Linked DNA regions of Homo sapiens: region 2 is linked to region 1. Evidence: chromatin contacts called from ENCODE Hi-C or POLR2A ChIA-PET data. All regions are on one chromosome and are shown on one strand. The core of a region is the stretch at or near the end of the contact, and the rest is flanking DNA. Distances in the headings are between cores, read along the strand shown. Region 1 holds the start of LINC02917 (long intergenic non-protein coding RNA 2917). Region 2 overlaps MBNL1 (muscleblind like splicing regulator 1).

Region 1 (2,700 bases), core at 167-2,666:
ATGCCTTATAGGAGTTGAAACTTTTGTTTAACCAAAAATTATTTCAAGAACAGACAGCTAATTACTTACATTTAGAAAATATATTGCATACAAAGATATGGAGCATTTTAAAACGTAGCTTTAGGTTGAAATGCAGTAGTCCATTTTTTACTCCCTAATAAGAACTAGGATTTTTGAAATGATATTTTCAAGTATAGTAATAATATCTTTGAAATAATTCACTTATTTTTCCAGTTGCTGGCTTCAAAAGATTTTTAAAAACTGTGTCATTTATTTCATAAATTCTGAATTCTTTAAAGCAAACATGAGTGTGTGAAAGTTAGTTAAAGCACACCTACAGTAAGAAATTACGTGATTCTTACAGTGAGTTATTGCTCTTTTTAAAAGTGATTCATTGACTATGGCTTGGGTAGCTTAACCCTTTGAAGTACACATATCTGCATATACAGATTACACATGTTTTGAAAAAATGAGTAAGTTTTGAATTACAGGTATGTATGTGGAATTGTGAGGTCAATACAGAAAGTTTGGATAAAATGCCACTTTGGCAGAACGCTAAAGATTAGTGTCAGCTGTGGGATCTTTTTGTTGATGTAATAATGCACATTTCAGTTCACCTTAAACAATGACTATCTTGACTACTGTATTATGTCATTATATACTGCATTTATGGCTCTTTCAGGAATAATTGTGAAAGCTTTATTGAATTATTTTTCATTTCTTTTCTAATTACAATTTTCAATTTATGTCATATCCAAGGGAACATAACAAGAAACTAAATCAATTTATTTCTCTGTGTTTCTTTTTTAATAAAAAGAAAACTAAGCTTTTCTGATTTTTTTCTGAAATTGCTTTTTTATGCTTTCTTAAAAACAAATTTATCTTTAAATTTAAATTCAAATATGAAACCCCTTGCCAAGATACATGTTTAGCTTTTTTTTTCCTTCAGAGAATTTTTTTCCTGGTAAGAATAATTTATATGGCTGAGGCTTTAGTCCCAAAACAGTTTTAAATTGAAAAAAAAGTGGCTTTTAAGAAACCGAAATGCCCATTTTTTGTCTTAAATGAGTCTACCAATGCCTCCTTTCTCCTTTCCTCCACTATCCTCCCTCACTCACACTTCAACAAGTATACCCCCACACTATTTTTCACACTGTTTCTTCCCTAGAGTAAGTCCTTTTCAGGCTACCTGGTGGTTTGTCCACAGCCTAGGCAATGCAAATATCACCCAAATGAGTCCCTGAGATACATGTTAATAGAAGCTATACAATGTAATGTTAAGAACCAGTTGGCTTCTCTGTCTCCAAATACTGATCTAATACATGTTTGCAGATTAGATTTACAATGGATGAATTTACATACAGTTCTGTGCTCTGTAGAGAAATGTAGTTGCTTTAGAGTCGGAACGGCAAAATGTGGCTCTTCTGAACCTAGAAGAGAAAATTCTGACCCCTCCTCCTTCCCCATTTTAATGGTTTGACTAACCACAGACAAACACCCTTAGCATATTTGGGGAAGTAAGTTGTTATTTTATCGGTTTGAGGACTTCTCTAAACTTATCTTTTATATGCTCTCCAGCCCTAGGCTGTGATGTTTTCTGGTTGTCTTTAAATATCTGAAGAGGCAAAAGCTCTTGCTCTCAGTTCTTATTAACTTCTCGTCACAACAGGAATAGTCTGTTAATCTAATTTGCCTATAAACTTATTTTTTTCTTTCCTTGGTTTTCTACCCATAACATTCCCCAACTTAATTTGCTGCTTGGAACTTCTATATTGAAGACCACCCATTTCCTTATCTATTACCTGCTCATTCTTCACTGTGTCTATGGATATATCTGATGCTCTCTATTCTTAAAAGGATGAGAAAATAAGAAATAGGAAGAAACTGAGGGGTTGTTTTAAAACTCAACCAATAAATTATTGACATTACACCTAGCTGATACAAATCTATACACTCGTGGGTTCAAGAAATTTCATTTTCTTTTACGATCACGATTTAAAAGTGTAATTCTAACTCTGAGACATCTTCCCATTGGGATGACAGGAAATTCAATCCCAGGCACTCTCGGTACTCCCCATCTTCTCTCCCTCCTCTTCCCCCAGGCCCAGAGTGTTAAGGAATAGAAGTCACAAATATGATGTGGAAACAGTAAAAGGTGGCACCTTTTCAAGATTGTGCCCCTCCTCTACATAGGCCCATCTGATTTCTGATCTTGCTTGGACAGATCTTCTGTATTTTCAACAGAAGGCATAAATGTGAATTTTTATGTGAATTCTCTCAAATTATAAATATTTATTTAAATGATGCCATTTAAAAATATATAGCTTTAAGCCAATTCAGCCCATTGGCCACCATTTTACAACTTCTATCTTGGACATGGTAAGTGCCATAAGGGCACTTGCCATCAGGCTGCTTCGGCCTTTCTGCCCTGCGTGAAGGCAAGGGTCGGCCTGGCTATCTGTCTGATAACTTTTCAGAGCCCAGGGGCTCAGGGGAGATGCTCACTTAGATAGCCTCTACCCTAACATTTGGTGATTATCATTTATTACAGAGTACTTTGTGCTTCAGGAGTTCTCTAGTTCTAAAGGTTATTTGCACAAGCAAAACAATAAAAAATTAATTACACCAAATAGTAGGCATTGCATGGTTCTTATCAGGTGAAACTAGAGGAAGTATTTGGCATGTTTCTTTATTCTTTGC
Region 2 (2,700 bases), core at 30-2,529, 130 kb after region 1:
TATTTAGCAATCCTTATAACAGAAAACAAGATAGTAAACATTGTGTGTATGTTCATGTGTGTGTATGTGTGTTTATTGGTAGTCTCATTAATCCCTAGTCTCTACTGACGTTATTAGGGACATTAGTGGAACAGATTTTGCTGAACACATTTTCAGCCACTCTGAGTGTTCTTAGGTATTTTATTTATTTAGAGACTGAATCTGTGTTGTCCTGCCTGGTCTCAAACTTCTGGGTTCAAGCGATCCTTCTGCCTTACTTTCCCAAGTATCTGGGACTACAGATGCACACCACTGCCCAGCTAAAATGTACTTTAAATAAAGTAGATAATTCTGGGGTTATCTCAAACTCCTGGCTTCAAGTGATCCTCCTGTCTCAGCCTCCCAAAGTCCTGGGATTACTGGCTTGAGCCACTATGCTTGCCACCTCTGGGGTTATATTAGCATGACACCAGGACAAAAATCTGCCCATTTTTATATCAGGAAAAAAAATGCTACTTTCATTTAGGTGCAGAAAATGGCTTATGCCTATTGAAATAAAAAATTCAGTCTAATTTAGACACCTAAGATTATTATTTGCTATAACGACATGGAATACATCACTGTGTGTCACTGAATTCATGGAAATGCAGTACAGAATGCAATACAGTAATCCCCCCTTATCTGCAATTTCACTTTCTGCAGTTTCAGTTACCCATGGTACAACACGATAAGATATTTTGAGACAGAGAAACCAAGAGAGAGACCATATTCACATAACTTTTATTACAGTATAATTGTTCTGTTTTATTATAGTTATTGTTGTTAATCACTTACTGTGCCTAATTTATAAATTAAACTTTATTGTAGGTATGTATAGGAAAAATAATAGTATATTTAGGGGTTGTTACTGTCCATGGTTTCAGGCATCCTCTGGGGGTCTTGGAATGTATTCCCCATAGATAAGGATTATCTACTATATACAGTCAGGTAAGCCATTCCCATTGATTTTATTACAAATTGCAGTGCTTCCATGGCTTGCTTACACATAATTTGCTGAGGTAACTTTTGCAGAAAGTAACCATTTTACGTGAACACCAAATACTGATTAAAAAAATCTCTTTTTCTCCTTTTCCCTCTCTTTCTCTCCCTTCTCCCTCTCTCCTTCCCTGTCTTACTCCCTCGTTCCTGCTCTTCTTCTCTTTTCATACTCACACAGACACTCCTTCCCCTACACACACACACATACACACATACACACACACACCCTGCCCCTGGGCATAACTGAATAGGAAATGTTTATTTTCCAAACTACAGAAAAAAACCTTATCTCAAACACTGAAAGTCCTTCCTTTTCCTGGTTTGGAAACACTAAGTCATACTGAGTCACTTGTAGATTTTCTTTAGCCAGTTTTATTTAAAGCATAAAGTTGTGAGGACAAAATGACTCAGGAATTTGTAATGTACCATTAGAGCTTTTCACTTTTAGGATGCTAGTTCATATTCAGATGACTTAGTATTAAAGATTGATGGGTTGTTTACTTTCTAGAAGAATCTGAGGAGCTCACTGTAACTTCACTTATTTTGACCTAAGTATGGCCTAGAGTTTATGCTTATTAATTCATTTATTTCTCGGTAAAGCCATGTCCAAGGAATTAAATAAAAGGAAGCGGACCCAGTAAGGGTTGATGAATAAGAAGCTGTTACCTTACTCATTTACATGTATTACTTCAAATGTTATTGATTGATTGATTGATTGATTGAGATGGAGTTTTTGCTCTGTTGCCCAGACTGGAGTGCAGTGGCATGATCTCAGCAACCTCTGCCTCCTGAGTTCAAGCGATTCTTCAGTCTCAGCCTCCCAAGTAGCTGGGATTACAGCCTCCCCACTACCACACCCAGCTAATTTTTGTATTTTTAGTAGAGACAGGGTTTCATTATGTTGGCCAGGCTGGTCTTGAACTCTTGACCTCAAGTGATCCACCCGCCTCAGCCTCCCAAAGTGCTGGGATTACAGGTGTGAGCCACCGCTCCCGGCCTTGATACCTCTTTAAAAATGAAGTTTGTTAAAATGATCAGAAACTTTAATGCAGCTGATTGCATTGCCATTGACATCAGTGAGAAATAAAAACTATAGCTATAATGGTTAAGTTGAGCAGTTGGAATCTGTATGTCTGTATCTATCTATGTTTATTTAGATGACTGGATAAAAGAGTCATGATTCCTCCTAGTCTATCACGTGGTAATGCCAAGGTCAGAAAAATCATTTGTTATGATCTATCTTATGTAAAAGCCTGTGGAGTTACTTTGTTTTCCTCACTCATAAGATGTCAAAATGTGCTTTCTAGAATTTTTGAATAATTTTTGCTTAAATTCAGTGTTAAAGTTGGAGACTGAAACAAATTTAAATCTGTTGTTAGCCAAAGAGTAAATCAAGCTTATGTGGGTGCAATATATAACATGACTACCCAAGAAATTCTGCAAAAAAATGTAGTTGTCTAGCAATTAGGTACAGAGTTGTCATCTTCCTTCTATGATAACTTTTGATTATAAAAATAATTGAAGGTAAATAAACTGTAAATGACACACCACCTCAAGCTATGCCACATGGGCACCTAAATAAGTTCTTTTTAGTAAATGCCACCAAATGGCTGTATTTCTTACAGCTTATGGCTAAATTCTGACAGAGGGGAGGTGCCTTCACCATAAGAGTATTTTCTCTTT

Evidence for each region. A loop is a pair of places that touch in the nucleus more often than their neighbours do. ChIA-PET counts read pairs that join two places held with the same protein, here RNA polymerase II (POLR2A). Pooled maps may share reads with other maps.
Region 2: a loop to region 1 is called in a pooled map, with 2.0 times the contacts of the local background. The contact joins the enhancer-like site here to the promoter of LINC02917 in region 1. A Hi-C loop is called at or near these places in 1 of 168 maps with a recorded cell type or tissue (aorta), 7 of 37 single-sample maps with no recorded cell type and 7 of 50 pooled maps. POLR2A ChIA-PET finds 5 or more read pairs at or near these places in 7 of 52 experiments (A549, GM12878, PC-3 and 3 more).

The regions. Positions count from the first base shown.
Region 1 is chr3:152,204,011-152,206,710 of GRCh38, forward strand. It overlaps LINC02917 (long intergenic non-protein coding RNA 2917), which reads right to left and starts at 1,417. Exons shown (of 3, transcript NR_186000.1): 1 at 1,363-1,417. It overlaps LOC101928166 (a long non-coding RNA gene), which reads right to left and starts at 1,419. Exons shown (of 3, transcript NR_136178.1): 1 at 1,363-1,419.
Region 2 is chr3:152,329,977-152,332,676 of GRCh38, forward strand. The region is part of intron 2 of MBNL1 (muscleblind like splicing regulator 1); the gene reads left to right. Among named protein-coding and RNA genes, the nearest start is that of MBNL1-AS1, 62 kb to the left of the region's middle. Within about 2 kb of position 1,280, at least 14 of the 41 ENCODE cell types and tissues checked have a DNase peak (open chromatin) inside an H3K27ac peak, as active enhancers do; they include GM12878 and PC-3, where a contact is called at or near this core.